Linked DNA regions of Homo sapiens: region 2 is linked to region 1. A link is a loop called in an ENCODE intact Hi-C map of the cell type or tissue named here. Cell type or tissue: endothelial cell of umbilical vein. All regions are shown on one strand. Links, peaks and the distances in the headings refer to the core of each region. The heading gives the core; the rest is flanking DNA. Region 1 overlaps AKAP13 (A-kinase anchoring protein 13). Region 2 overlaps AKAP13 (A-kinase anchoring protein 13).

What was found. Peaks named below come from ENCODE experiments on the same cell type or tissue, not always from the same donor. Only the 100,000 strongest peaks of a DNase experiment are listed, where the experiment ranks them.
Region 2: a loop joins it to region 1, with 4 times the contacts of the local background. A loop is called at or near these places in 11 of 110 quality-filtered maps.

Annotation. Positions count from the first base shown.
Region 1 is chr15:85,658,495-85,674,936 of GRCh38, forward strand. AKAP13 (A-kinase anchoring protein 13) reads left to right here. Exons shown (of 37, transcript NM_007200.5): 12 at 43-96; 13 at 6,069-6,261; 14 at 11,228-11,336. Among named protein-coding and RNA genes, the nearest start is that of LINC02883, 92 kb to the right of the region's middle. RefSeq lists an enhancer at 9,594-9,763. In endothelial cell of umbilical vein, for the core only: no CTCF peak of the experiment used is centred there; a DNase peak (open chromatin) is centred at 9,707; H3K27ac peaks cover 2,520 bases.
Region 2 is chr15:85,599,742-85,616,183 of GRCh38, forward strand. The region is part of intron 8 of AKAP13 (A-kinase anchoring protein 13); the gene reads left to right. Among named protein-coding and RNA genes, the nearest start is that of LINC02883, 150 kb to the right of the region's middle. RefSeq lists enhancers at 12,230-12,399, 12,679-12,848 and a silencer at 16,392-16,441. In endothelial cell of umbilical vein, for the core only: no CTCF peak of the experiment used is centred there; a DNase peak (open chromatin) is centred at 8,330; H3K27ac peaks cover 2,601 bases.

The DNA.
Region 1 (16,442 bases), core at 5,764-13,763:
TGTTTCACCTGCAACACTGACCTCTTCACCATTCATTTTCAGTTCAATGCGAGTTCTTGGGGATGTTGTCAGGAGACCTCCCATTCATAGGAGAAGGTACAGAGTTCATTAACTTGATGGACTAACCATGTCACCTCTGAGCATATACTAACAAGCATCTCATTCTGCTTAATCCATGATTGGATCATCTACTTTTAAGTAATGTCCCATCTAATTCAGGCAAATAAAATATAGGTACTTATTAATTGCTAGTGTCCATTTTATATGAAATGGTTTCTTTAATTTGAAGTTTTATGCTATTTTATCTTTTTTAAAAATTATTTTTAATTTTTTTAAATCTTGTGCTTATTGTTGTTCAGATGACTGTGAGAATAGGGTCTCACCTAGCTTTCTCTAGGAGAGTTCGAAGAATTGTCTATGTCGTGCCTATTTAATGGACCCTGGGGAGTACTTTTTTTTTCTTTTCCACAAAAGAAAAACCAGGAATGTGTGTGTGCTTGTGCACAGGCCCTAAAGTATTGTCAACACATTGTTTAATAATGTAATGAAAGACTTTATTACTAGGCCACCTGGCATTTTCCATTCCATTGTGGATATAGTCATTTCTTAAAGCAAGTCAGAGGCATAAGTTCATTCCTTGGCCTTTGAATTCCTTAATTAGTATTTGTCAGGTAATATTTTGAAGCTAAAAATAAACGATTTATAAGCTGAGAAGTAATTTCTAGTCAGATTGCTAATTTGCTTCAAATTTTCCGTTGGATTTTCTTTAGAAGTCATTAGTGACCTTCCATTGTTTAGAAAAATATTTAGAAATCCAAAAATTAGGGTTATATTACTGTTAGTTTCTCAGGAGGCATTTGTAAAGAAGTATTTTTAACTATTAGCTGAACCTGTTTGTTGGCAAGTGGGCAAATAGTGATCTTTCCTACTTTGTCTTTTTCAAGTGGATGCTTTCTTTAATTCCAGATTTTAGGCAAGAAATTGAGCTGAAATTCAGATATTCTCATGAATTTCAGATAATCATGATTCCTATGAAATTGTTCTTCCAGAAAATAAGTTGTTAAATAAGTTTTAACCCCATCTCTACTAAATAAGTTTTTCAGTAGAAGGTTCTTTGGAGATACGTTTGTCTGGGTCTTTATTAAAGCTCTTCAATATGAGCTTATTAAAAACATGCACTTGATGACAAGGTGGGAGACGACAGATTGCTGGATGCAGTCTGAGTTAGTGTATACATGGAGTGTCATCAACAACTCCAGCCAGTTTCATCCCTAGTGAAACTTATTTTTGTAGGAAGAACGTAATGTATAATTTAAAATTTTATAAAATTGAAACATTACAACAGGTATTATAAGGCAGGAGGAGGGACATTTGTTGTTTTTTAATCTAGAACTTTACAAATCTCAAAGCCAAAGAACTACTAAATATTATCCCTACTAATTGAGGAATTGAGGAAATGACGATGCTTTCCAAAATACTCTTAATTATGAAAGGAGTTTTCTGTTACCAGAAAGGGCAGACGTTGTAGACCATCTGCAGCTTCCTTCCTGGTACCTTAGAAAAGCTGTTATATCTTGGCCGAGCACGGTGGCTCACGCCTGTAATCCCAGCACTTTGGGAGGCTGAGCCAGATGGATTGCGTGAGCCCGGGAATTTGAGACCTGCCTGGGAAACATGGTGAAACCTCATCTCTACTAAAAACACAAAAATTAGCTAGGTGTGGTGGCATGCACCTGTAATCCCAGCTACTCAGGAGGCTGAGGCAGGAGAATTGCTTGAACCTGGGAGGCAGAGGTTGCAGTGAGCTGAGATGGTGCCACTGCACTCCAGCCTGGGTGACAGAGTGAATCTAAGTCTCAAAAAAAAAAAAAAAAAAAAAAAAAAAGCTTTTATGTCTGTCTTCCTATCTCCCTATTGTTTTTCACTCTCTTCGTGTTAAATCTCCTCACAGTCTTCCACATCATTGTCATATCCTGGAAGTAAAGGAACATTTAAATCTGTAGAAGGAGATTATTTTTAAGAATGATGGTTTGGCAGTGTATGTTCAGTTACTGATTTGCCACATTCTGTTTCTAAAAAAGAAGTTGGATATTTAGGTAAAAATATGCCTATTTATTAACTGGCGATTTAAAATTTAAGTTAATAATGTCAAAGAATGGACTTCTGAGTCTTATCTGTGTTTGTAAAATATATATCTTCTCCTCACACAAGTAAATTATGTCAGTGTCATCCCACTTACCAGACCAGCGAAGTGTCTCCACTATATTTTTACTTTCTGCTTCTGCACTTGTAAGCTTTATACCACTAATTTAATCTGATTTAAAATGTTTTATACTATTTAGTTTTAAATGATATGGTAAAGATTTTTTAAAAGAGCCATAGGGGTAGCTCTTACATCCTCCCACCCATTTTCCTTGTCTCCTTTCTCCAGCCAAAAACCCCACTTGACAACAAAACAAAGTTATTAGATGTGTCCAGTATAGGTGTTTTTGGTGCCAGGCCTTCCCATCTGCAAGATTCTGGAGGGAGCCGAGTGGTTTTATTGAGCCGAGTGTTTTTATTGTCCACAAGCTCTGCTTTTATCTCTTCTCAGAAAACAAAAACACATCACCTAGAACTTTATGGCCCAGGTAGCAGGGTATTTTTTTAATGATAGCTTTTGTTAATAAAAATCCCAACATTTCCATGCAGTTTCCTTTATAGAACACACAATATTTTGAATTGATTATTGTTTTAGCTAGTGGTGTTTACTTAGCATTTCCAACCCCAGATTTTCTGTCCTTGCTACTTGATAATGGACACCGCTACTGGGATATTCAAGGAAGTAGATGATCAGATGGATTTTTTTTATCTTGTAGGAAAAATGGAAACAAACTTGAAATTAAAAAGATACATTTCTAACTCAGTGCCATAGAATTCCTTTTTTTTAAATTTTTATTATCAGCCAGGTGCGGTGGCTCAAGCCTATAATCCCAGCACTTTGGGAGGCTGAGGCGGGTGGATCACTTGAGGTCAGGAGTTTGAGACCAGCCTGACCAACATGGTGAAAGCCCATCTCTACTAAAAAAAATACAAAATTAGCTGGGTGTGGTGGTGCACACCTGTAATCCCAGCTACTCGGGAGGCTGAGGCAGGAGAATCGCTTGAACCTGGGAGACAGAGGTTGCGGTGAGCCAGGATCGCACCATTACTCTCTAGCCTGGGCAACAAGAGTGAAACTCCGTCTTGGGGGGTAGTTTTCATTATCATTAAAACATAAGCAAATATATAATCAGTGTTATATGCTTTATCTTTAACGTAACAGCCTAGTGAGTAGGGTTTGAAGATGGATGCCAGTGTTGACTAAGTATCTTATCATGCAGAATCTATTAATGTCTGGTTTGGTTGGATCCGTAATGGAAACACATGAAAAAAAAAAAAAAAAACCGGATGACTCCATGAGCCCACCAGAGCACAGTTTGTCACTGTCTCTTTTAAAAAGTCTAGGATTAGAGATACTATGGTAAGGGTGATGTGGGAGTATGCGATGTACTGAGAGATTGTACCCAGTGGTGGAGTTTGAAATACCTCTCATGTCTGAAGAGCAAGCCATAGGTAGTTGCCACAGTTCACTAGAAGGAATTTTTGGGTTTCAGGTTGAACTGGTGATACTGTAAAGAACCCACAGTCTTTTTCCACAATGCTGTCTAGACAAGAAGAAAATATTTTTAAGTTTCTATGATTTTTTATTATAGCCTTTTTAAAAATTGTCAGTGTTACATTCCTAAATTTTTTGTTGATCGCATAAATCCGTCTGTCTCTAACTATGCCCTTCGTTTTTAAACCTAATAACCCCATTCCTGTTTCCTCTTTTCTCCCTGCATTTCTGTTTCTGTCTTTGATGTCATCCCCAGTATGAGCTGGTGCCCCTCTGGTGTGCAGTACTCTGCTGGCCTGAGTGCTGACTTTAATTACAGAAGGTATGATATTGTTATGTGTCCCGCCACCAAATGGGGAACCATAAAATACGCCATCAGGGCTTTTGGCTTGGAGCTGGCTTCTGTGTGGCTGGGATGCATATGGGCAGCCTGCTTTGTCTGTGAGCACAGCATTTCATTGCCTTTGCTATGGGTGTCACTAACTCAGCTGAAGGGATGCAGCCTAAGAGTCGGGTGATGCATCCTGTATGTCTCAAATGGCCATAGATTTGATGTTTTCTGCACAGATTTATCTCTCTCTGTTTTGGTTTGTCTTGATTTTCAGATCCTAAAAATTCTTGGAACCCGAAGAAAACAATCAAAGAACCAAGGCAGCTAATAAGATGCACTGATTTCTATTATGCTTCTAAATCCACCATTCTGTGTAGATTCCAAATTCAGAGACTCCTCATCGTTTCATATTCTTCTCTCAACTGAACAGCCAGATTTAATTACTAAAACATTTTCAGAATTAAGTTTTGCAGTAAGCATAGATCTGGTTTTCTTAGGCTTTTCAAGTAATTTCTTCTTCACTTAGCCCCTCCTCTTATCCCTGGTATTGAAAGTGAGTTTTACAGGCCAGGCATGGTGGCTCACACCTGTAATCCCAGTACTTTGGGAGGCTGCGGTGGGCGGATCACCTGAGGTCAGGCATTGGAGACCAGCCTGAAAAACGTGGTGAAACCCCATCTCTACTAAAAATACAAAAATTGGCCAGACACGGTAGCAGGTGCCTGTAATCCCAGCTACCTGGGAGGCTAAGGCAGGAGAACCACTTGAATCCGGGAGATGGAGGTAGCAGTGAGCCAAGGTCGTGCCACTGCACTCCAGCCTGGGCAACAGAGGGAGGCTCTGTCTCAAAAAAAAAAAAAAATAGGAAAAGAAAGAAAATGAGGTTTACAGAGTCATTTACTTGTAGTTAGTCATGATTTCTATTATATTGAAGAAAAACATATCCATTGTTTAGTTTACCTACTAGAGAAAATAGAGTTATATGGCTTCAGTTCGTTAAGTTATTTACAAAACCAAAATAAATAAATAAATAATTTAAAAAAGCAAATACAAGTCCTGGACTGGTAGGTATGAACTTAATTGGAGCAATTTTCTGTACAGTTTTCCTTGAGTGGAGGTAACTAAGTAGCTTCAGTATACCTTCAGATTGAATTCCAGCTCATTGTTAGCGGAGAACATGGTCAGCTACAGCTATGTTTCGAGATCTTGGTTATTTTAAAGAAGTTTCCGCTGCAGTTGTAACAGATGTGAATTACTCTAGTTAGCAACCCAAGGAGGTTAAATCGCTAACCTGTCTCTGTAGCCTTCTGCTTACTGAAAATGCTTTTCATTCTGCAAACCACAGAATCTGTCTTGGAGGAATCCTCTTTAAAATGCCAAATCCTGACTGCCTTTGTTCCCTTTACCAATATCCAGGCAAAAAATTACAACTCTTTCTACTCTTAGACCAGGTTGCTTTTCAGCATTTGTTCATTAAGGTGTTATATGTGCCTGTTGCAACTAACAATTCTCGAGAAGTCTGTCAGCAGTTGTTTGGCCAGGTGTGCATAGATGGTAACACTCATGAGTAACACTTGGGTTTTCTTGGGTGAAAGCATACCTGTAAAATTATAAAGGTCAACTTGAATGTAAAATTATAAAGGTCCACTTAATGGACATAAGGGCAAGTTACCCAGTTTGCCTTCTGAAAGTTACTTAAGCTCGTATTTTCTCTGTGACATTTAATTACTTGGCATTAGTAGAGTTAGATTCACAAAGATTAATTAGATCAAGGAAAAAACACATATATAAAATATCAGATAACTATGGTCTGTCCATATAGTGTGTAGAAAAAAATCTGAGAAGTGATCTTAGGTGGTTCAACATTTGGATAAATTTAATGCGGTAAGAAAATCTAAGTGCAGTATTCTTTCTCAGTATTCCAAGATCTGTGGGGGAAAGGTAGGTAGTATTCTTTGTGCCATGCCCTTTTAGACAGTTTTGCTAGCTGACATAGAAATAATACACAAACAAGGGAGATATACCCAAAGGGATTTTGTGTCCTCCTTTGTTTTTGAGACCCAGAAATAGAATGAATTAACTTTTGTGCCCTATGTTCAGTTTCAGTCTAGAAGGCTTGACAGGAGGAGCTGGTGTCGGAAACAAGCCATCCTCATCTCTAGAAGTAAGCTCTGCAAATGCCGAAGAGCTCAGACACCCATTCAGTGGTGAGGAACGGGTTGACTCTTTGGTGTCACTTTCAGAAGAGGATCTGGAGTCAGACCAGAGAGAACATAGGATGTTTGATCAGCAGGTAAGTCTTAAATATGTCTAATTTGGAAAAAATATATTTCACAAAATATGAACATAGAAGGCAAGGCTTCTGGTAGTATAAGGCTAGTAGCTATGATTACTTACCCATTATATGATATACTTAATCTAGCACTAAACCAAGTGTTTAGCACCTAATTAAAAAGGGCCAGGCATGGTGGCTCATGCCTATAATCCCAGTGCTTTGGGAGGTTGAGGCAGGAGGATCAATTGAGCCCAGGAGTTCAAGACCAGCCTGGGCAACATAGCAAGACCCCCCATCTCTACAAAAAATTTAAAAATTAGCTGGACATGGTGGTTTGTGCTTGTAGTTCCAGCTACTCGGGAGGCTGAGGTAGGAGGATTACTTGAGACCAGGAGTTTAAGGCTGCATTGAGTTGTGATTGCACCACTGCACTCCAGCCTGGGTGACAGAGCAAGACTCTGTCTCCAAAAAGAAAAAAGAAAAAATAAAGACTACGTTAATCTGCATAGATTTAAATATTCCATCAAGGCACACTTTTTAAAATTAGGAAAGTATCCAGGATATTAAATTGAGTTTTTCCTTCTTATCTGAGACCATCTTTTACCCTCTCAATAGTAAACTGAATCTTGAAATACGCTACATATCGTTATTAATTTTCCCAATTCTCTAAAACATATCCCAAGTTTCTCCTTTGTAGGAAAAAAATTAAAAACAAAACTTTCTTACTACACCTTCCAGGAAATGTCAGTTGATTCTCTCTCCTTCCCATCCCTACCAGAATTCTTTTTTTAAAAAATTATTATTTTTACACTTTAAGTTCTAGGGTACATGTGCACAACGTGCAGGTTTGTTACATAGGTATACATGTGCCGTGTTGGTTTGCTGCACCCATTAACTCGTCATTTACATTAGGTATTTCTCCTAATGCTATCCCTCCCCCAGCCCCCTACCACACAACAGGCCCCGGTGTGTGATGTTCCCCGCCCCGTGTCCAAGTGTTCTCATTGTTCAGTTCCCACCTATGAGTGAGAACATGCGGTGTTTGGTTTTCTGTCCTTAGCGATAGTTTACTCAGAATGATGGTTTCCAGCTTCATCCATCTCCCTGCAAAGGACATGAACTCATCCTTTTTTATGGCTACATAGTATTCCATGGTGTATATGTGCCACATTTTCTTAATCCAGTCTATCATGGACATTTGGGTTGGTTCCAAGTCTTTGCTATTGTTAACAATGCCATAATAAACATACATGTGCATGTGTCTTTATAGTAGCTTGATTTATAATCCTTTGGGTATATACCCAGTAATGGGATCGTTGGGTCAAATGGTATTTCTAGTTCTAGATCCTTGAGGAATCGCCACACTGTCTTCCACAATGGTTGAACTAGTTCACAGTCCCGCCAACAGTGTAAAAGCGTTCCTATCTCTCCATATCCTCTCCAGCATCTGTTGTTTGCTGACTTTTTAATGATCACCATTCTAACTGGTGTGAGATGGTATCTCATTGTGGTTTTGATTTGCATTTCTCTGATGGCCAGTGATGATGAGCATTTTTTCATGTGTCTGTTGGCTGCATAAATGTCTTCTTTTGAGAAGTGTCTGTTCATATCCTTTACCCACTTTTTGATGGAGTTTTTTTTTTCTTGTAAATTTTTTTAAGTTCTTTGTAGATTCTGGATATTAGCCCTTTGTCAGAGGGGTAGATTGCAAAAATTTTCTGCCTTCTGTAGGTCGCCTGTTCACTCTGATGCCTACCAGAATTCTTAAGAGAGCATCTATGCTCCCTGCCTTCTCTTTTTAAAATTTTATTTATTTATTTACTTATTTAGAGACAGGGTCTCACTCTGTCGCCCATACTGGAGTGCAGTGGTGCCATCACAGGTCACTGCAGCTTCAACTTCCCCAGTTCAAGTGATCCTTCTGCCTCAGTCTCCCAAAGTGCTGGCATTACAGGTGTGAGCCACTGTGCCTGGCCTTTGCCTTCTCTTTATCACCATCTAATCATCTCTTAATTTCTGCTGCTACCAGTCTCTTGAAACTCCTGTCTTGAAGGTCATGGATTTCCATGTCAGCCAAATCAAAGTGACTTCTTAGTTCTCATCTTCTGGATGTCCTCATTATCACTTACCACTTTTGACAATCCCTTGGGGAGCTTTTGAGTTGAGAATTCAAATTATTTGCTTTTATATCATTGTACCTCACTGCAAGTCTTTTCTCTTCCTCTTGGGTCAGAAGACTGATTAATTTACGAAAGCATTCTGGGATGCATCTTATTTCCTCCAAATGAAACACTTACAATTTAAAAAAAAACTGTTTTTGAATAGATGACTGGAGTTTGAGGCAAGAATCTAATGATACATTTCTAATTAAACAAAAACATTGACAACCTCTTCCTTGATTTGCTGAGTAGGACTTTGTGTAGAAGTTTAAATTTTTATTGCATCCTACTATGAAGCACTAACATGACCAAATATAAACTTGACACTGAAGGATTATCTTAGTAATTATTGTAACACTTATGCTTGTGTGAGACCAGACAAATAAAGAGATTTAGGCATAATGAAAATCAGTTGAAGAGTGAATTTTGCCCCTTTTAAAAATTTTTCTACTTGTTCTGATACTTCAGAAGGAGTTAGAAAAAATAAGAATATGAAGAATATGCTTGTTGAAGCAAGTGATTTAGATTTACTCAGCCTAATGGTAACAGAGAAAGGAAGAAAAAAATAGGAACAATTCTTGGATGGCTACTGAGCACAGCTTTGCTAAGGGTAAATAAACAGTGAAAAAATCTTTAAAATAAATTGCATTTCAAATTTATAGAATCCTTTGGAAATCATTTACAAGATGAGGTAAAATACCAAAATTGTGGATTTGTAAACAGAATCATAGGCCAAGACTGACATATCCCTTCAGATTTAGCTCCAGCTCATTTAAATGACTTGCCTAAGGCCGTGTAAGTGGCTATTAGCTGAACAGTATTAAACTCAAGAGTTCCTGGCTATTAATTTCTCTGCTTTTTTCCAGGTTTTTGGAGTAGGTGAGTTTTCAAGGAGGAAATAAGAATGATTTAATTTTCTTAATATTATTTATGTGATACCTTTTCTAAGATGGATATTTCCGGGAATTTGACAGATAACCCTGCATTTTAGTAAGACGTTACTACTACTGATGTGTTTCTAAAATGGACTGTCTTTCTGAAGTGGACTTTCTGATTCAGTCTTTCTAGATAAAGTTGTTGTTTTAGTGCCTTGCTATGCTTAGCCTTCCTGGAATCTCTACTTACCCATAGTTTTTATCTTGTATGGAACCTCAGAGTAGGCATTTGAGCTGCTTGTTTCACTCTGATCTAGACGAGTTGCCTGTAGCCAACTTCCTGTTAAAAGTCTCTGCCTTTCACTGAGGTCATTTTTTAGACCTCACAGTTGTATTTGAAACATAGCAACTGTTTGCCTCAGCTGCCATGGTTACACATGAAACAAGCTCTAAATAATCAGAAGTCTGGCCTAAGTGAGTCAAGTTCATGCTAGTAACGGATTTTTCACTGCTTCCCTTTCAATATGTGAGTCATAAGGAGGCAGATTTCATTCTGTGAAGGGAAAGGATTAATGATAAAGTCAGTTAACAATTGGAATGGGCTCTTATCACCAGAAGTGTGCTAGTGGACACTAGATGACTGTCTTTCAGGGATGTTGTACCAGGAACTTCTGCAGGTGGTTGGATTACATGGTCTCAAAGCTGCTGTGAATTTACTGAGAGAGTTAAATTATCAAATTTCAGTTACCTTTACGTTCATGTAGAATCACTATCATCTTAGAAGAGGATAGGGAAGAGATTTAGGCTTCTTTCCAGATACACTGTTGTTTTGTTTGTGATCTTAAGACACTTTACTTGAATCTCAATTTCCAATTATTTAAAATCAGAGGCCAGGCCTGGTGGTTCACACCTATAATCCCAGCACTTTGGGAGGCTGAGATGGGTGGATCATTTGAGCCCAGGGATTTAAGACCAGCCTGGCCAACATGGTGAAACCCTGTCTCTACCAAAAATACAAAAAATTAGCTGGGCGTGGTGGTGCACCCCTGTAATCCCAGCTACTCAGGAGGCTGAGGCGGGAGAATCGCTTGAACCTGGGAGGCAGAGGTTGCAATGAGCCGAGATCATGCCACTGCACTCCAGCCTGGGCGACACAGTGAGACTCTGTCTCAAAAATAAAAATAGGCTGGGTGCGGTGACTCACGCCTGTAATCCCAACACTTTGGGAGGCCGAGGCAGGCGGATCACAAGGTCAGGAGTTCGAGACCTGCCTGACCAACATGGTGATACCCCATCTCTACTAAAAATACAAAATTTAGCTGCGCGTGGTGGCGCGCACCTGTAATCCCAGCTACTCAGGAGTCTGAGGCAGGAGAATTGTTGGAACCTGGAGGCAGAGGTTGCAGTAAGTAAACCAAGATTATGCCTCTGCACATCAGCTGGGTGACAGAGTGAGACTCTGTCTAAAAAAAAATAATAATAAATAAAGTAAAATCAGAATACTATTACTGATATTCTACTATATCTGTATGAAGAAATATTTAGATTTTCAAAGAACAAGTATTGTATGTAGTTTGATATTTCCAGTGAAATTATTTTTAAGTGATTATGCATCCAGCAGATATTTATTAAGTACTTACTAAGTTTGAAACATTGTTAGATGCTATGAGGGATACAGAACCACTGTAAAGAATGGATACTCTAATGATCCCCATTTTACAGATGAGAAAACTAAGCCTCAGAAAAGCTAAGTAACTTCTCTGAAACTGAGCAGCTGTTAAGTAGCAGGAGCAGACTTTAACCTAAGTCTGTCTGACCACAAGGCCTGTGCTCTCACCCGCTTCTTCACTGCCTTATTTTACTATGTGGGTCTAATTATAAGGTTTTATGCTTATCTAGAAATATGAGAGTATATGCTTACAACGTGTTCTTCACTTTTTTACTTCACAGATATGTCACAGATCTAAGCAGCAGGGATTTAATTACTGTACATCAGCCATTTCCTCTCCATTGACAAAATCCATCTCATTAATGACAATCAGCCATCCTGGATTGGACAGTGAGTATACTACTTTTTAAAAAAATTAAATATATTAAATCTTAACCACTCTTCCTATTATTTTTCTCACTTTAAGGCCCCATAACATTACCTGCCAAAATTTGCTTACTACTTCTTTGAGTGAATGGCTCAGCACTTAAACAGAAAAGGTGGCATAGAGTTTATCTTGAGATCTTCTTCCTTTTACCTAAAAATATCCCTAATACATTAAGTTTATTGTATTTGTGGGCATGAATCTGACACACTTTTTAAAATTTTTTTATTTTGAAATAATTTTAGACTTGAAAAATAGTTACAAATAATATTCACTGGGGAAAAAATTGCAAAAATAGTACAAAGTATTCCCATGTATTCTTCACGTCCAGTCCTCAAATGTTAGAATACTTGTTTCGCCAGCCTCTCTCCCTCTCTTTATCACTCCCCTAAAGATTTTTTCTGAAACACTTGAGAGAATAAGTTATATCCATAACTCTCCTTTACCTCTAATTTAGTGTATATTTCCTAAAAACAAAGATATTGTCTTATATTACCATAGTATATGGGTACCATATACTGGCCTTCTCTGGCTACTGAGTGCTAGCATTAGTATATAAGAGTACCTTATACTCTTATATACTGTGGTAGTACTGTATTACAGTAGTCTAATTATCCAAATCAGGAAATTAATATCGATAAAATTGTGTTATCTAGTATGTACACCTTATTCAGATTTCAAATTTTCTCACTTATTTCTGGGTCCAAGATTCAATCTAAGAATATACATTGAATTAAGTTGTCATATCTCTTTAGTCCACTTTAATCTAAAAAGTTCCTCAGTTGATCTCTGTCTTCCATAAACTTGTCAGTGGAGAAACCTCGCACAGTAACTGACCTGAGCTTTTCAACAATGTCAAGCTCAAGAAGGACAAAGCAAGACTGAGACAGAGATTTAGTTCAGTGAGGGCCAGTAGGATTGCATCTGAAAGGGGTTAGTGGACCTGTATGCGGATTCAGATCAACTGGTGTTGGAAGTTATGTAGAGATGTCATGGCATCCATAAGCGCAGGGCCTTGTGATGCTCAAAAACATACTTGGATTGGATCAGTGTTGTTTGTCACAAAAAAGGCAACTTGTTCTTTGAGAAGCCTCATTTTTTATTTTTTAAATGTTGATTTTTTTATGAGTAGTTGCTGTGTGGGATCTGGATATAAAGATTAAATTCTCATCAGAGAGGGAGTGAGTGATACATTATGTTCTTTGCTGAAAGACCATGTGTCTCGGAGGCTGAAGCAAAGGAAATAAACACACTCTCCTGGTGTTTATGGGGTTTCCTCATTGTTCCCTGATATAATTCAGTTTAAGAGTTGGTGACAGAAGCAGATGCCCTATATTCATGGGATGTTCCATCTCACTTCATGACTTACTGGAATCCTAATTTTTAAAATTTTCACAGTGGAATTAAGACATAATGGATGACTCTAGCCAGACATGCTGACACATGCCTGTAGTCCAGCTGCTTCAGAGGCTGAGGCAAGAGGATCATGAGCCCAGGAGGTCAAGGCTGCAGTGAGCTGTGATGGCACCACTGCATCCCAGCCTGGGTGATAGAGTGAGACACTGCCTCAAAAAAAAAAAAAAAAAAAAAAAAAGAGAGAGAGAGAAAGACATAATGGGTGATTCTGTTAACTTTTTTCTTGTTTTCATGTGATTAATATTTCAAATACAAATCTAGCGTATTTGACAAAAGGTGTCTAACGGAGACTTATTTTCAAAGATATGTCCCCCAGAACTGTGACAGAAATAGCTTTTCCTGTTTTTGCTTGTTTGGATTTTTTTTTTTTTTTAATTTGGCTTTGAGTTAGATGTTTGGCTTGTATAGAATGGAAAGTACAATTGAATAGTTTGCAGTGAATTTGATAAGCCAGAATGCTAGCACTCAGTAGCCAGAGAAGGCCAGGAAGGCACTCTAAGTGAGACATTTCAGCTCAGCGTCCCCTCCTTCCGTGACCAGCAAGTGTCGTGACATAGTGGATATTGTACTTCTACAGCAACAGATAACTAGTACCAACAGAATGTGTCCCATAGAGAGACCTTTTTCCTATATTTTGTGACATGCTTTCTTTCCTTGTGGATGAAACACTTCATTATTTTTCCTTCACAAAACACGGTGCTTTTTGACTGTGTTTTCAGTTGCTATCCAAACACTATAAATAATACAGCTAACTCCCCAAAGCGCTATTCTAGAGGTTCTGACACATAGAGCTTTTCTTCCCGTTGCTGAGAATTTTTCTGCTCAACTCACCTAGGGAACCTGATTGCAGTAGTAGACTGCTGTCAAAAGTGGAGCTTCAAGCAAGAGTTTATTCCTTTCATCCAAATGTAATACCCTCATTCTGATTTGTAGTGTACGTTTCATGCAGGCTGGAATGATAGCTAGCCCCACGTACCTTCCTAATAGCATATGCTGCAACAGAAGGACCCATCAACCTTAATGTCACTATTTCTCCTTAGTTCCTCCTATATACAATTAAAATAGTTTCCCACCTGTATTTGTTATTCTACACTAGAAACATAATACATCATTTTGGAAATGTTAAAATTCTGACTAAAGAGAAGACTAAAACTTGTGTTAAAGTGTGTGTGGTATGCCTTAAGCATCGGGATAACTGATACTTCATAATTTGCTCCAGGCTCAAGTGTTCAATTCCAAGTCACTTAAATACTCAGCATGATTCATCTATGGTCATAGTCTCCCTAACTGAAATAGTGTCATAAATAAAATCCTCAGTGATTTTTAAAGCCTAAAATGTTTGGTACACTCAAAATATTTTAACTGATATTTTAAGCACACTTAGTAGCTGTATTACTTTGAGCTTGTTACTGAAACTCTCTGCATCAATTCAACTGTTAAATGGGGATGATAATGTGATGTGGCTTAAATCTGACTTCATTTGAAGTCCATAGCATATTTTCTGTCATATAATGAGCACATGCTGTCATTGTGGAGTGTGATTGTTCACAATAACCAGAACAGTGCCAGGGTCCATTTTTCTCTGCCCAGAGCTTAAGCAAGGTTAAACATTGCTCACCATTGCTAGGACATTGTCCCTTGTTGTCTTGCACTTGGCTGTTTATTATGAGTGTGCTTGTTTAGGAACAGAATGTTTTCTAAACTCATCCTAATCTCACTGCTTTCCAGCTTTTACCTGTGCTCTTTTTCCTTCTAAAGAAATTATTAGTTTCCTCAACCACAGTTTATCACAGCTGTCAGTAAAACTTGAGCATTTCTGGAAATGTATTTCCACTGAGCTGTTGTCCAGAATGTCTTTTGTTGGGTCATTTGCTAGATTAGAAAAACAGACAAACTTGTAGCATTATTTCTAAGCTGGGATCTGTTTTTTAAAAAATCTACTGATGTAAAGGAAAATACTGAATAGAGAGGGTGACTAAAATATTTCTGTATCACTTTCTGGGGTGGAGAGTAGGCAAGCAGTAGCTTCTTTAGGAACCACAGAGGACGGGAAAAGCTGCAGTGTCTCCTGTCTTGGACTTCCTGTCTTGATTCGAAGGGTGGGATATGATGAGCGTGACTTGCCGGCAATTTTTTAGGGGGTCGCAGTAGCACAGGTGCTGGCTGTGTCATGAGGCTTGGTGCCTGGGAGGACTGCCCTGAGAGAAACTTCTCCATGGAATGTGTTCACAGCATTTCTCCTCCTTGCATCAGAGAAAGATTGTGTGGAGCCTTTTTCTCCCACTGTGCTGGGAAACATAGATGGTTTCTTGATAGAACTTAAAAATAAATTTTATTTTCACATGTATAGAATTCAGTTATTACAGATGATCCCTTTCTTTCTTTCTTTTTTTTTTTTTTTTTTTTTTTTTTGGGGAGACAGAACAGAATCTTGCTCTGTTGTTGCCCAGGCTGGAGTGCAGTGGCACGATCTTGGCTCACTGCAAGCTCTGCCTCCCGGGTTCATGCCATTCTCCTGCCTCAACCTCCCGAGTAGCTGGGACTACAGGTGCCCGCCACCACACCCGGCTAATTTTTTTTTTGCATGTTTTTAGTAGAGATGGGGTTTTACCATGTTAGCCAGAATGGTCTCGATCTCCTGACCTCATGATCTGCCCACCTCGGCCTCCCAAAGTGCTGGGATTACAGGCGTGAGCCACCGTGCCCGACCCAGATGATCCCTTTCTATGGCTGTATTTTTAACCTTTTCATTGCTCCCACCCAGAAGATGCTTCAAATAATAGAGAATCTGCTTGATTGCATCCCTGGAAACACATTAGTGGTGATAATGTTGAAAGGGGAATTGGACCCGTTAGACGTTTTAACTTCATATGCTTCTTAATGAGATTTCATTTTCCCCTTCATTTTGCATGGTTTGTTACAGGTTGAGCATCCCTAATTTGAAAGTCTGAAATTTCTCAAAATCTGAAACGTTCGAGCACCAACATGATGCCACAAGTGGAAAATTCCACATATAAGGCCTTAACAAAATTATGTAACATATTATATAAAATTACCTTAGAGCTATGTGTATAAGCTGTATATGAAACAAATGAATTTCATGTTCAGATGTGGTTCCCTTCCCCAAGATGTCTCATCATATATATGCAAATATTCCAAAATTCAAAATCTGAAATACTTCTGACCCCAAGCATTTCAGAAGGAATACTCTGTGTGTATCACAAAGAAGGGCACTTTCCCTTGGGGTTGTTTTTACACCTTTGCTTATGGCATGTGAGTTTGCCAAGTTTCTTAAGCATGTTGTGATGGGAGTAGTAGCTTGTAGTTGTATGGCATGCATTAGACTATGACAGCTAAGGCCATCTTGAGAGCTGAACTGTGGCAGTTACATATCTGTACCAGATCTTTAAAAAGGTAAAGGATCTGTGTGACCAAAGATCAAGGTGGGCCTCTGGAAAGTTAGGCATCAGTGCTATTGAGGATATTTTATCTCTGTTTTCTGGATTTCTTCTCTAACTATGATGGGAATTTACTGAAATATGTATGTGTGTGTGTGTGTGTATATATATATGAATATATGTGAATATATATATATATTCTTAGCACAGTTCTGTTTGGAAAAGATAACATTGACAAATACATCAGAACAAAAATGT
Region 2 (16,442 bases), core at 3,793-11,792, 61 kb before region 1:
ATATTATCTCTGGGCTGGGTGAGGTGGTTCATGCCTGTAATCCTAGCACTTTGGGAGGCCAAGGTGGGAGGATTGCTTGAGCCTAGGCATTCAAGACCAGCCTAGGCAACAAAGTGAGACCCCATCTCTATTTTTAAAAAAATTAAGAAATAATATTATTTCTGAATTAGTCTTGCTGTTTTTTAAAACTTGGAGTCACCCTATTGGTTAGATAATACCAACCATCTATTAGCAAACAAACATCAAGCTGCCCTGAAATATGACTGATGTGGAGTGTTGCCTTGATCCTTCCTCTTTTATTAAGGCTGGTTTGTGGGAGCTTGGAGCAGGAAGAAGGGAGGTAGCAAAAAGGACAGAGAAGGTGAAGGAGACCTTTAATGTGGGGGTTGGGGAAGCAAAAGGATAACTAAACATAAGCCTCTTGACAGCATCTGTGACCGACCATGCACCAAAGCCATGATATGGCAACAGCTGTGTAAAGGCCCAAGATGTTTAATTCTTTTAGCAGTTGTTCCTGTAACTTCTTGTGGTGTATCACCCCAGCATAGAATGGGGAAGATGGGAATAGCTTAGATTTAAAAAAAAAAAAAAAAAAAGGCTAGCTTACTATTCTTCCTCTGAAAAGCGTTTTATCACATAACCAACTAGTTTAGTCTAATGGTGGAAGATAATAGCACAAATCTAAATAAATTAAAAGTACGAATTGTTAAATATTTTTAAAAGCAGGCTTTTACTTTTAGATATACACAATTACTTGGAGGAAATTTCAACAGCTGCTGCTAAGTAGAGGCACTGCTGGGCCATTTTTAATGTAGTAGACAGGACTTTAAATATTGACATCCATTTTCACAACACAAATGTTCCTTTAGGAAATTCTTTTTAATAAACAAATAGTAATTAAAAGATTTAACAAATGCATGACATTAATTTTAAATTTAACAAGATAGCCTTTTAAAGGAATATATTCCCCTACCCAGCCCCAAAAAGCATTTATGTCCTGATGACCACAATGAATAACTGAGCTGAAGAAACAACTTGTCTTTGTCAGGGAGATAAAATTCTTCTGCCACGTTTTTACCTTCCATTCCTTAGCATTGTGTCTGTGGCTCTTCCTAATATCACTTTCCCCAGGAGTGGGAAGACCCTCTTACAATTATTGGAACATTTCCACTGTAGAACCTGTGACAAGTTAATCTTTTTGGAATGGCAGTCAGATAGCTGGAGGTAAAGCCTTACGTGCCAGATCTTCTACTTTGACACCTTTGCTACACTATATTTCTAAAATATCCATGTACTTGGCTGACTTCTTAAATGCTGAGCAAAATTTATCCTTGATGGCTCAGAATTATTGTTATGAGGGTATCTATTACTATTATGTATTAAAATGTACATTAATGGGCACTAATCCGAGTAATAATTCAGGAACTTGCATTAAAAAGAGTTACTCATGTCAGTTTACCATTTGCCCTGGTCTTTCAAAAATGCAATGAGACTTATTCAGCCATATAGTCCCTTAGGAAGTACCTTTCAGTTAACTTCATTAGCACATAGGTCATCAAAAGTCTTTTCCTAAATAATTTTATTTGCCCTTCAGAAAACCATCTCTGTTTATTGTTCTTGCTGTAATTACTCTTAATTCACCAGCATCATTCATAATGTTATGAAATTGTTTAGACCTAATCTCACATATAACTAAAGGCATTAGCTTTCATATAGTCTGTTAAGTTAGAAAGCTCTCACCCAAGATTCTATCCTTTTCCCCCAAAATAAGAAAAGCTTTTTTTCTCTGAGACAGTAAATTTAACTTATCACATTAAACTGCCAATTTAGGGAACTCATACTCTCATCTTCTCTCACCTGAATTCTTTGTGTGTGTGTGTGTGTGTGTGTGTGTGTGTGTGTGTGTGTTTTTCTTCCAGCTATTCTTGTATTCCTTATAACCCATCAGTTCTCAAACTCTTTGGTCTTAAGATCTCTTCACATTTTTAAAAATTAAGAGCCCCAAAGAGCTTTTGTTTATATAGGTTATATCTAGAAATGTTTACTGTATTAGAAGTTAAAACTGAGAAATTTAAAAAATGTTTATTAATTCATTTACTACAATAAACTAATCATTATTAAAATTATATTTTTATAAAGATATTTTTTCTACAAAAAATTACTTTTCTACAAAAAAATTTAGAGGAGTGGTATTGTTTTAATTTCTGACTTAATATAAAATATTTGGATTCTTACATCTTTCATGCATTAAGCCTATTGCAATATATTGTTTTAGTTGAAGTATATAAAGAAAATTAAGCAAATACAGGTATATGCTTAGAAAAGGGAGAACTACCTTAATAGTTTTCTCAAATAATTGTGATATTCTTTGATACTAGATCAGAATTGACAAACAGTAGGTTCTTAAAAGCTACTTTCGGTATGCAATCTGAAATCGTATCATTGAACTTTTTGTACTCTGTCTCACTCTGTCATCCAGGCTGGAGTGCGGTGGCACAATCTCGGCCCACTGCAACCTCTACCACCCAGGTTCAAGGCATTCTTGTGCCTCAGCCTCCCAAGTAGCTGAGATTACAGGCGTGCGTCACCATGCCCAGCTAATTTTTGTATTTTTAATAGAGATGGGGTTTCTCCATGTTGGCCAGGCTGGTCTTGAACTCCTGATCTCAGGTGATCCTCCCGCCTCAGCCTCCCAGAGTGCTGTGATTACTGATGTGAGCCATTGTGCTGGGTCTGGTCTATCTCATATATATATATTTTTTTGAAACGGAGTCTTGCTCTGTCACCCAGGCTGGAGTGCAGTGGTGCAGTCTTGGCTCACTGCCACCCCCACCTTCTGGATTCAAGTGATTCTCCTCCTGCCTCAGCCTCCCCAGTAACTGGGATTACAGATGTGCACCACCACACCTGGATAATTTTTGTATTTTTAGTAGAGACAGGATTTCACCATGTTGGCCAGCCTGGTCTTGAACTCCTGACCTAGTGATCCGCCCGCCTCAGCTTCCCAAAGTGCTGGGATTACAGGCGTGAGCCACTGCACCCAGCCTATCATACTTTCAATGAATCTTTTACTCATGCATAATTTTGTAAAATCCTACATTGGTCATTTGGAAAATATTGATTCACTGAGTAATACAACTCTTCCAAATGTTGAATGTTTCATTCTACAATATCAGAAACTCAAATTTGTTAATGTTACTACTAGTCTCATCAGAAATGTCTTTAAGTATTTGTTAACTGGCAAACTCATAGTGACGACTACAGGCTTTCCAGAATTTTCATTTTCATTTGAAGTCTGAATTTTATCAACTATAAATACTGTCAGTTGTTTCCCTTGAGAAGCAGGTTCTAAGAAAATAACCCCAAGTTCTGAATAACCATTATTTGTCAGTCATTCTTTTAAGTAAAGTGTTGTTTCCTGAAAAAAGCAGTTTAGCTCACAACATAAAATAACTGTACAAGTGATTTTTCTCAAGACAGGCATCACATCACATACACAGAAGTATTATGTGTTTGCTTCCCATTTTGTCACACAGAATTTTAAAAAGGTGTGTACTCAGAGTATGGCAGTGAAGACTATAATGACTCCTGATTCATTCTGGCACCAATGCCTTGGTTTGTGCTAAGGCACCATCAGTGCAGATGTCAACACAGTAAAAAGGCAAGTAACATCTTACCATTACTATGAAAATAGTTTTGATCACACAGACACCCTGAAAAGGTCTCCTCAAGGTTTTGCAGACCGCACTTTGAGAACCACTTTGTCTAGCCCATGTTGCAGATTCTTGCTCAAAGTAAATTAAATAGCTCCTTGGTTTTTAAACTTTGTGATGTGGCATACATGGACTTTACAGTCTGTCTCTGAAGATTACTTGTACAGTCCCATCAGCTATACTTTTTCACCCCACAGTCCAGCTGCCAGCCTCGCCAGAATCCCCTTATTATTTGAAATTTATTGTTGTATTCACTCAATGTATTCTGTGCCTGAAATGCATCTCTGGAGTCAACATGGGTACCCTTTCCTTCTTTAAAGCCCTTCCCTGATGTGCAGTGTTACCTGTGGTGTCCTCTTCGCTCTCTCAGGCCTCCTGTTATACTCTTCTCCTTCCCCACACTGGAACAGACCCAGTGGAATTGCAGTGTATCTCATGTGCCTCACTAAGTACTGCACTGGGAGCTCTGCCGCCTCCTGCCAGTGACTCTGCTTCAGCCATGTTTTCATGCACAGTGACTTGTCACATTTCTCACACATGGCAGACATTTATAATGTCTGATGTGTGTTGAGTGTCTCAAAAGAAAAAGGGACACAGGAAGAACTTCAGCAAGGTTGATATCTAGTTAGTTGACAGTTTTTTGTTAAGTATTGCTTCAGCGAGCTCTACATAAGGGGATACAGTATTTACTTCATTTATTATTTTCTCTCCTTCAGGGCACTGACAACCTTAAATAGGTCACTTTAAAAAAAATAACTATTTCCTATTTACATAATAAATACATTTGAAGATTTAAGTTTTGTAAGTTGAGGTTGAAAAGCTGATTTAATCACTGTGGCAGGAGTTGCAGCTAAAAATTAGGTGAAGAATAGGAAGGTCCTCATTGATAACCCATTAAAATGAGTATTTAGGACTGAACCAAGAGAGGTGATTCATCTTTCTGTCTGTATAGAATTTGGATAATTGACTCAGTAATGAAATGGAACCAATCAAAAGCTGCTGCTGCTGCTGCTTTTTTTTTTTTTTTAAGTTGGAGCCTCGCTCTGTTGCTCAGGCTGGAGTGCAATGCTGCAATCTCGGCTCATTGCAACCTCTGCCTCCCGGGTTCAAGCAATTCTCCTGCCTCAGCCTCCCAAGTAGCTAGGATTACAGGCACCTGCCACCACTCCCAGCTAATTTTTGTATTTTTAGTAGAGATGAGGTTTCACCATGTTGGTCAGGCTGTTCTTGAACTCCTGACCTCAGGTGATCCACCCACCTCGGCCTCCCAAAATGCTGGGATTACAGGCATGAACTGCTGCACCCAGCCTTCAAAGCTTCTTTAGGTTCATCAGAATGAGAGTTAGATGCATAGAGCCATTAGAATTCAGACCCAGGAAAACCCTACTTATATGAAAGAAAGATTAGGAAGATTTGGGAAGTTCTTCTTAACAATAAACCATATGCTAAGCTCTTGAATACCACTGATGTTTACTGTAACATCTTCATAGGGCAGTCAGAAGAGAGATGTTAATAATCTATAGATGGCTAGTTGGAGGGACAACTTACATGTTTCCTGCTCAGTGCTGCACTAAGAGCTCATGGGTGCCCCTGGTAATAATTTATGCTCTTAATCCCCATGGATTACCTAATTTCCTAGATAAACTATTCCCGACAGTCAGCGCTTTGCAGGGCTTCTGAGCCATTAAACACACACATACATCCCGTTATTTTTTGAGAAATTATCAGAATGCTTTCATGAAACTTCGTCTCGAATAATTTACCATTTTGTGGAGAGGATATTTAAAAGTTTCACTGGGAACAATTGTAGAACATTCATATAAATTCCAGAGGGAGATATTTGCACACTTAGAAAGGGTCTTTTGCAGGGACATGGATGGAGCTGGAAGCCATTATCCTCAGCAAACTAACACAGGAACAGAAAACCAAACACTGCATGTTCTCACTTATAAGGGGGAGCTGAACAATGAGAACATGTGGATGCAGGGAGGGAAACAACACACACTGGGGCCTGTTGTGGGGTGAGGTGGGAGGTGGGAAAGCATCAGGATAAATAGCTGATGCATTGCTGGGCTTAATACCTGGGTTGATGGATTGATAGGTGCAGCAAACAAACATGGCACATGTTTACCTATGTAACAAACCTCCCGAGTCATGCACATGTAGCCCGGAACTTAAAATAAAATTGTTTTAAAAAGGTACTGGGATATAAGCTTATAAATAATTGTGAACAAATAATATAAAAATCAATATGTATTTAGACATATCTCAAGGATGGATAATTTTATGGAACCCACCCAAACTTCCATTTATATTTTAAAAAAGCATTCAGTCTTCAAGCTTATCAAGTTGTGTACTTTAAATATACATAACTTTTTGTATTTCTGTCATGCCTCAATAAAGTGGATTAAAATTTTTAAAACAGCATTAAGGGTAGACAGAATATCCTCCATTTAATGATAAATTTCTGATAGATCTCATGTATTTATAAGGTCTAACTACTAGTACCATTTGTTTGTAGTGGGCAGAGTGGATGCCCTTTAGTGCATATCTGTGTGTCAGATATTTGTGGTTTATTTTACATTTTTAAATAAAGGAGCTTCTGAATCTAGATTTTCTGCACTGGTTTGATCTACTTTTTTTTTTTTTTTTTTTTTTTTTTGTTGAGATGTAGTCTTGCTCTGTCACCCAGGCTGGAGTGCAGTGGCATGATCTTGGCTCACTGCAACCTCCGCCTCTAGGGTTCAAACAATTCTCCTGCCTCAGCCTCCTGAGTTGTTGGGATTACAAGTACCCACCACCACGCCCAGCTGATTTTTGTATTTTTAGTAGAGAAGGGGTTTCACCATGTTGGCCAGGCTAGTCTTGAACACCTGACCTCAGGTGGTCCGCCCACCTCAGCCTCCCAAAGTGCTGGGATTACAGGCATGAGCCACAGTGCCCAGCCTAGGTTTGATTTACCCTTGAGCATAGGTTCCTTTACCTGAAAGATCCTTTTCAGATATGCATATTTATTTACACAGAAGCCATTTGTTGAATGCTAAGAAATCCAAAGAAACAGGAGATGTCTTGTTCCACGAGACTTGTACAACAGGCCCCTACTTAACTGTGATAATTGATGGATGAGTGCTAACACAGTTCTAATGGAGTCAGAGGCAAGATAGGCCAGTTTTTTGACTGAGGTGTTTGGTGGAGGCATCATGGGGGTGACTACAGTTGAAGAGATCTTAAAGACTTTTCCGGTTTTGCCTAGACTGGGAAGAACATCATGGCAGGGTCAAGGACATGGAGGCAGCCAGGTGTAAAATAATCTGAGAACAGTAAGTTGACTTGTGTGACTGAAGTAGAAGAATCTTGCAAGGAAAGGTGAGAGAAAAGGCCAGAGAAGTGGTCATGGTGCAAGGCTTCTTTCCCAGGATCACCTCTCAGAGCTAGATGCTCTTTACCCCAATGGGTCACACTAGTATTTCAGCCTTCTGGGTGGGGATTGTTTCGGGGACATTTTAAGTTCAATCCAAATTAGGCACTTGGGGATTGGCCAGGAAAAATCTATAAATATCTGTCGTTTCTTCTTTCCCTTTGCCTCAGATGAAGAGGCTTTTTTCTTTTTTTCTTTTTTTTTTTTTGAGACTTAACTCTTCCATCTGTGTTCCTAGTTCTATCTTGGCTTTTAAAGAAGTACTTCTTTGTAAAACAGCTTCAGATACTTAGTAGTTCCTTTATTCTTAGTTTTTGAGGTAGCTCCCTACCTTCTCCAGTTATCAGATAATCAGAAGACTTCACTTTTCCCTCTGCTTTCCTTTGTCATGGTACAAAATAGATCCAGAGGGGATATGGTAGTCTGATTGAAAGGAAAAGTGTTTTGTTCTTTCCATTCTGACTTGAGTCAGAATTTACCATAGTTACTTGGTTTTATTTTATATGCACCCTTGTAGGCTGACTTAAATACCTCCTTTTAAAAAATAAGACAAAAATGTAACATACATTAATTCATTTATTGCTCACACCTTTTTTTTTAACCATTTGCCTTTATTTTTATCCCCATTTTGTAGGTGAGAAACTGAGGAACAGAAAGGTTTTAAAACTTGCGTAAGGCAGCCTAGCTCCAGAGTTCATGCTTTTAACCACGATGCTAGCTTAATAGAGTCACTAAGCTACTCATTTGTCCCTTCATTTCCTTTGATGTTTCCTGTATGAGACATCTCTGCTAGTATGTATTTAAGTAAAGGAGCATTCTCCACTCTTTAAACATATTTTTGTGATAACCCTTCCAAAGCAAATGTTCACAGTGTAATCTAAGGTAAACAGTTACATTGTACTTTCTTAAAAATTTCCAGAACATTAAAATATGTGTTCTAGTTAAGTAAAATTCTCAAAATACAAGCTCCAGATAATAGTCTCTGAATGAACAGAAGCAAGTTTATTGCTTTGAATATGAGTGAATGCCAAAATTAACCTGGCAGTAGTGTTGACAAATAGGCTTTTTCATGAAGAACTTCTTTCTTTTCCCCTTTGCTTTGTTTTTTTGGACAATTGATAAAAAGAGCAAGTTGTACCTCTGCATTTTTTGGAGCGCATGACTGTACAATGGTGTATATTTGCCTGGAGGGATGAGGGAAGTCTTCCATGGGAAGCTGAGTCATTTTTTGGCTTGTCTGACTGTGTGACTGTGCTAGAGCTATTCTTTTTTTGAAGAGAAAAATAAGAAGTCAAGTAATTTCCTAAAGTAATACATTTTTATTTTATGTGGGATTCATATTTTCCTTGGGTTGTGGTTATTTTGAGCAGGAGTTTTTGTGTCTGGCCAGGAGTATTCTTCTAATACAGAAACTACTTCAGACAAAATTATTTTCTCTCCTTGTTTAATAACTAAATTTGGTCAGCCATTGGAAGTCTTAGGGTTGTGATTGTGGTGGTAAACGAAGACATTATTAGTTATTCATCTCACCTTGGATGTATCATACCATTTTTGGCACTCTGGAGAAATTTAAGAAATGGCTGTTGCCTTTAAGGCAATTATTATTTGCTTAGAATCAGACCAACATGCAGTAGCAATGAACAACACAGGGCAGGACACCATAGAGTCAGCAAGGCAGAGTCTAAGCCCCATAGTGGTTCAAAGGAGAGCGTTTTAAGGAGGGTTAGAGTAGGCAGAGAGAGCTGAATTGGGAAAGTAGAATTAAAGGATGGACTTTGACTAAGGTGGATAGGCGAGAGAGGGAATTCCAGAAACCATGATTGTTCTGAGAGCCGGGGGCCTTGAAGTAGGAAGAACCATATTCTGATTGTGGAACCTTGATACACAATTAGGCTTTATCTTGAAGAACAATAGAAAATGAGATTGGTTAAGGGTCATGGAGTAGTCTGAAATCCAGACAAGGGAGATTAGACTGGATGAAGCTAAAGACTTTTGTACTGCCTTTCTGAATGACAGCCTAAGTCATATCACTTCTTTGTTCAAACATCTTCACTGGCTCCCTATTGCCCCTGAATAGAGTCTTAAACTCTTTAGCATAACACATACACTTTTTTCATTTTTAATTGACACATAGTTGTACGTATTTATGGAGTACAGTGTGATATTTTGGTACATGTATACAATGTGTAATGATCAAATTAGGATAATTAGCATATCTGTCACCTCAAACGTTAATTATTTCTTAATGATGAAAACATTCAAAATCCTCTCTTCCCGCTAGTTTGAAATATACAATATATTATTGCTAACTATAGTCACCCTTCGGTGTGATGGAATACTACATTTGTTCCTCTTATGACTCTTTACCCATTGACCAACCTCTCCCCATTCTCTTCTCCCCATCCTTGTCCCAGCCTCTAGTAACCACTGTTGTACTCTTTATTTCTGTGAAATCAACTTATTTAGATTCCACATTATCAGTGAGATCTTATGGTGGTTGTCTTTCTGTGCTTGGTTTATTTCATTTAACGTAGTGTCCTCTAGGCTCATCCATCTTGCCATAAATAACAGGATTTCATTATTTTTTACAGCTGAATAATATTCTGTTGTGTATATGTACCACATTTTCTTTATCCATTCATCTGTCGATGGACACTTAACTTGGTTCTGTACCTTGGCTATTGCAAACAGTATACTAAACATGAGAGTGAATACTGATTTCCTGTCCTTTGGATATATACCCAGTAGTGGGATTCCTAGATCATACGGTGGTTTTCTTCTTGCATCATCTGTTTGTATAACCTATGCTGTTAATGCTTTTCCTACCTGATGTCATAGCAGTCCCTTGCATGAATCTGATGCATGTAACCAGACATTGTGCTATTCCTCTGTCATACCTGGCATTCATTAACATCTTTACCTTCACTCACACTCTTCATATGCAACACCCACCTCCTCTCTTCCATTTTCTCTGTTTCCTTCCGTTTATTTTAAAACAGCATCTTTTCTTTCTTATCACTTCAGCCAGAGATCCTCTTCCTTTTGCTGAAATTCTGCTTTTCATCTGTACTACCTACCCAAGCTGTCTTGTGTTTGTGTTTCATACAGTTGCTCCTGCTGTATTTTCTTTGAGGACTCAAAAATGTTTTATGTATTTGTATATCTCTCATAACACCTTACAGGGCAACTCACCTAAAACAGACACTTAAATATTTGCTGAATGGGTAAAGAAATTTGGCTAATATTCATTAGTTTGCTACTAATTGACCGTGGCATGCTGATGACAACGAGATCCCATTACAGAATTATGGTCAGTAAATGTCAGCATTGTTTCCTTTTACCTCATTGCCTTTGTTTTTTATGGAATGAAGTTTGTTCTTATTTCCATAGATGATCATATGGAAAAGGAGTTTCTCACTTGTTGCCTCTTCCCTTCTTTTTCCATTTCCTTTCCAAAACACTTGTCCACCCTGCCTCTCTCCTTCAGCTATATGAAACCTTTGTTCATATTCCTGACCAAGACAGCAGTACGTGTATTCAAGTGTTCTATTTTGGTTTCTATGGCAGGATCTCTTTGACACAATCAAAAGTATACAAAAGGATAGTCGTGATGCATGGAACTCACTTCTTGGTAATGGTCCCTTTTTCTCTGTCAGTGTTTTGTTTTCTTCTTAAAGTTCTTAACAATCTAAATTATTTATTGTCAGGTTAGTAATCTTATAGCAACCATTATATAAGGATTCACTTAAGGCATTTTCTCTAAAGGAAAAAAATGTCTTAAGAGAAAACTCTGAAGAGTTAGTATACAGATAGAGCTTAAGGGCCGGGCGTGGTGGCTCAGGCCTGTAATCCCAGCACTTCGGGAGGCCGAGGTGGGTGGATCACCTGAGGTCAGGAGATCAAGACCAGCCTGGCTAACATGGTGAAACTCCCCCGTCTCTACTAAAAATAAAAAAATTAGCCGGGCGTGGTGGCAGGCGCTTGTAATCCCAGCTACTTGGGAGGCTGAGGCAGGAGAATCACTAGAACCCGGGAGGCAGAGGTTGCAGTGAGTCGACATCGCGCCACTGCGCTCCAGCCTGGGCAACAAGAGCGAAACTCCACCCCCCCACTCCCCTCCCCCAAAAAACCTTAAGTTTTCCCCTGTGAAATAGTAGAATATTTAAATCCAGTTTTCATCAGTCTACAACTACGCCAGAACTACCCTCACCAAGATCTATGAAATATTTGCCTAGCAAAATCCGGATCTTGTATTTGCATGACGTTTTTACAGCATTTCGCACTGTTTACTATCCTTTCTTTGAAATACTTTCTCCATTTAGTTTCCTTGATGCCACTTCTGTGTGTTAATTCCCAAATCTGAATGCCCAACCTCAGCCATTCCCCTGAGTTCCAGTCACACACTTTCAACTGCCTACCATGGCTCTGCTCAGATATCTCTGAGATACCATGTCTCAGATTCACTGTGTCTAAAAGTGAATTCATCATCTGATCTCTCCCCTGCCACCTACTTCTGCTGCATTCCGCCCTTTACCTAGTTGTTCAGGACAGAAACCTAGTCCATCGTCACACTTCTTTTACTTCTGCTCCCACCCCAATGCCCAATATCCTGTTAATGTTAAATATTTTTGGACTCTCGGTTTCTTTTCTTGAGCTCTGCTTTCAGCAGCTGAGTTCACACTGCCATCATTTCTCACCTGACTTCTCTAACAGCTTTCTGACTCATCTGTCTCTAAGCTTGCTCCCTTCTGTCTTTTGAGCGTATTCCAGAAAAATATATTTTTGAAATACAGATGCGATCCTGCCTTTCCCTTGCTAACAACTCTTCGATTGCTTTTCCTATTGTAGCGACAATACACTTGTGAACACAAGTAACATGTTCAGCTGGGGCTGGCCTCATCCTTTGTCTCTGTGCTCTTTCTTCCCTCTGGGCCTTATGCAGTCTTCTGCCTGAACGTAGACACAGGTCAGTCTCTCTAGCTTTCCTTGCCTGCCTCCCTACAGCACCATCCACACATATACACCCTTTGCCTGGTTAATTCCTATTAAGTCTTCCATCAAGTCTCAGATTAGTAATATACTGTAAGGGCCAGTCTCAAACATGATTGTAATTATTTAATATCCATTTTGTTCACTGCCGTATCCTCGATGCCAAGCGTACATGTTTAATAAATAGTTGCCTAATGATTAAACTTTACTGAAAAGCTTATTGAAGATTTAGGGCAGTGACATGGAGTTGTACTATACAGTCCCAATAATGTCACAGATTTTCCATGTGAAATTTCCTGGTTGTTGTTGAAATTGTTAGTTACTCTATTTGCCATGTTTAGTGTTCTTGGCCCTCAGGTTTTAAAAGTTCTAATGTATCTTAAAAACATGTTAGGAAAATTTGACAATACATGAAACATTTATTATGCTTTGAATAGGTGCAGTTTATTATGTGTAAATTATACTTTAGTAAACCTGTTTAAAAATTACCTCATAATAAATACTTTTCAAGATCTAGATTACCATCTGAAATAGATTTTTTTTACTGGTGGTTTTGTCTGAATCACATACGCATTTTGCACTTGTATATATACCAACTATTTGGGTGGGAAAAATAGCATAAGGTTGTGAATTCATTTGAATTGACTATTTGATGGTATAGTTATCATGTTTAAGTAGATCAAGCGTGGTGGCTCACACCTGTAAATCCCAGCAGTTTGGGAGGCCGAGGCGGGTGGATCATTTGAGGTCAGGAGTTCAAGACCAGCCAGGTCAACATGGTGAAACACCGTCTCTACTAAAAATACAAGAATTAGCTGGGTAGTAGTGACACGTGCCTATAATCCCCAGATACTCAGGAGGCTGAGGCAGGAGAATCACTTGAGCCTGGGAGGCGAAGGTTGTGGTGAGCCAAGATTGTACCACTGCACTCCAGTCTGGGCAACAGAGTGAGACCCTGTCTCACAAAAAAAAAAGAAAAAAAGAAAGAAAAAGTAAATGTGGAGAGAACATATTCTTCTTACCTTAATGCCTTAAAAGGGATGCTATTATTTATAGTAATTTTACTCAAAAATTTGCACTTACGGGCTTCATGAAATTGGTAAGATTTCTACATGTGAGAAGAAGTTCTTGTGTCATTGTACTATTATGAAGTAGCTTTTGTTTTTGTTTTTGTCAGTGCTGGACTGTCTTATGTTCTTGTGGTCATGCTAAAAAGAAATGTTGTTAGAAGATTCAAAACTATGAGTAAATATGGCTTATAGTTTTATCAAATACAACAGTCTTTAGGATCTGGTTTTAAATAGACAACATAAATGGTTATCAAACAGTACACTGCATGAGTAGTGTCTCATTTCCCTTTTGGATAGCATTATTTGATAGGTTGAATAGGAGAATGCCATACATTTAGTATGTATTAATTTCAGGAAGAAGTTTTATTAATTATTCTGTATTGTATAGAAGATGGAGGTATGGGACTCAGAATTCAGTTGGCTTTGTAGCTGATAGACCAGCATTTTACTTAATCTTAGGAGTGCTGGGGCCGGGTGCGGTGGCTCACGCCTGTAATCCCAGCACTTTGGGAGTCCAAGGCGGGTGGATCACGAGGTCAGGAGATCGAGACCATCCTGGCTAACACGGTGAAACCCCGTCTCTACTAAAAATGTAGAAAATTAGCTGGGCGTGGTGGCGGGCGCCTGTAGTCCCAGCTACTCAGGAGGCTGAGGCAGGAGAATGGCATGAACCCCGGAGGCGGAGCTTGCAGTGAGCCGAGATCTCACCACTGCACTCCAGCCTGGGCAACAGAGCCAGACTCCGTCTAAAAAAAAAAAAATATATATATATATATATATATTAGGAGTGCTGATTGATGGACAGATGTCCTACCAGGGGAGGCTTTTAGTGATTTAATTCTGGGTTCCATCATTAGCCTTGCTCTTCAGATTTATGAATGATACAGAGTTTGGAGAAACAGCTGTTACTTCAGTGATGGAATTTAGGTTCACTATACTCTCTTAAGGCTAAAATGATAACTTTAAAACAAATGAGAATTTATTTGAGAGAATATATCTATACAGAAAGCTATAAAGTAGGTTTTAAAACAAAATCACAAGATTATAGTTTAAAGGAGACCTGATACTGTAAGTCACACTGAAAGAAAATATATGGGAAGTAAGTTTATTTCACAATAAACTTATTCTTCTAGCGGTGTAATATGTGTGTCAAGAAAACCAATTTGATCTTAGTTATCCCAGTGTGCACCATGTCAGAGGATTTTGTTTGGGGCATCCACATCACAAGAAGTACACTAACTAGAGAGCACTCAGGTATTCTGTTGTCTGAGGAGCCGTTGTGGGAATCATGATTCGAAAGAGAAGCCTGAAGAGGGTGGTGAAGCACGACGGCCATCTTTAAATATCTGAAATGCTGCCAAAAGAAATAATGAATGTTTGCTCCAAAGAGAAAAGCCAGATCAGTGTATCTGTTCATTTTCAGGAAGACTTGGGTAGCAATATCCAGAGATCTTTTAGTCTGTATGTTTGGTTTGTTCATTCTATTTTTGTAAGATATTACTATAGAGAGAAACTTTTAAAAAGTGGAATGTCAAATATTGAAATGTTGGCAGAGAAGTTGAGTCCGTTTAATGTAAAATTAAGAATCACTTGGCATTTTTATTTTTTAAAAAACATCTTTTTCTGTCCTTTAGCATTTATGTAAAATCAAATGTAGGGATATTGATTATGAGTAATGAATCCCAAGTTTTCTTTCCTCAAATACTAACTTTTCTCTGTTATAGTTTCATTTCTTGGGGGATTTATCAAGTGGCAAAATTAGATGTAGTGGAAAGACTGATTTACACAACTGAGTTTAAAGCAAATCTGTTTTATTAGCTGTGTGATGTTATATAACTGACTTAAATTCTAAGTGCTACTTTTCCTCATCTGTAAAATAGACAGTAAAATTTCACCTTACAGGTTTTTATGAGGAATCAATGAAATTGTACCTGTGGAAGCACCTGGCAAACAGGAGGTATTCAGTAAATGTTGTGGTTAATAAATCTTGCTCCAGAAGACTTGTCCTCAAGATTAAACTATCCTGTCACTTTTTCCCAACTGAAATTTTGATTCTGCCATCTCCCTTTCTTCCTTCCTCCCTCCTTTTATTTCACAAAGCTGTTGGTAATTTTAGTAGAATTTAACATTTGTGTGTATGATCCATGAGACCTTGTTCCTGTAAAGAGCACAAGTTTACGAAGATACTTTTTTCTTATATTGTTCCATATTAGTTTGTTGTTATTTTAATTGTTGCTATTATTGTCAGTTAGCTGCTGCCAGTTAAATTGTCTTAAGTTTTCTTCTTGCAAAGATAGTAAAGGGTTAAGGAAAGGAGCTGTTGGCTACTGCTTGCTACTAATTTGAAAAGAAATGGTGGTTATAGCCTTCTAGGTCTCTCCTTCTCCTTTACCCTTTTACTGTCTTGTAATCTTCAAATCTGTATGTTAGTGAATGCTAGGAGGGAACAGTAGACCTGCTTCTCCTGGAGCCATAGTACAAGGAAAGCCTAATTGGAGACGATCCTTTGCAGCCATTGTAAAGTATTTTCTTCTTTCACCTCTCAAATATTCATTTGTCTTATTTGAAGCAGTCTATTATCTAAGCAGACAGGAGTTGCTCAAGTGGAGGCTAAATGTTTTATCTGTATTCTAATACATTTTACCACCAACATATGTGTAACTCTGGATGGATCACTATATTTAAGTTTAGATTAATGAAAATTGTTGACTGTGGTAAACTTTTCCTTCCTTCCCATTTCATGTGAAGAACAAAGGTAGAAAGTGTCATTATGCAGGAATAATGTTTTCTGCAAGTTTTAAGAGAATGTCTCAATTCCTTTTTCTTTCTCCTCTGAAACTACCGTATCCCATGAACTATATGGCATGTGATAACTTCCTAGTCTCAGACTGGCAGTATATAATATTAGAGCAAGAAGGATCTTCAGATATGACCTAGCGTTGAATCTCTAATTTTTCCATTCTGGAAATCTTGGTCCAGAGGGTCAAACTAGTATCTCCCAAGTTGCTCAGTGAGATAATGGCACACCTAGGAAGACAAAGAACCCTTGATTTTCACTTAGTACCTTGTGTTCTCTGCAGAGAGTAAAATTGATCATTGATGAGTCATTAACCAGTGTCCATTCACATGCTGCTACTTTATGTTCACTTTGGGGTTTCAGGAAAAAATACATAGTAGCAGAAGATGAGCCCTACCCCTATCCCCACACCCCCACAAAAATATTCACTGGCCTTTGGTGTTCTGTTTGGGTCT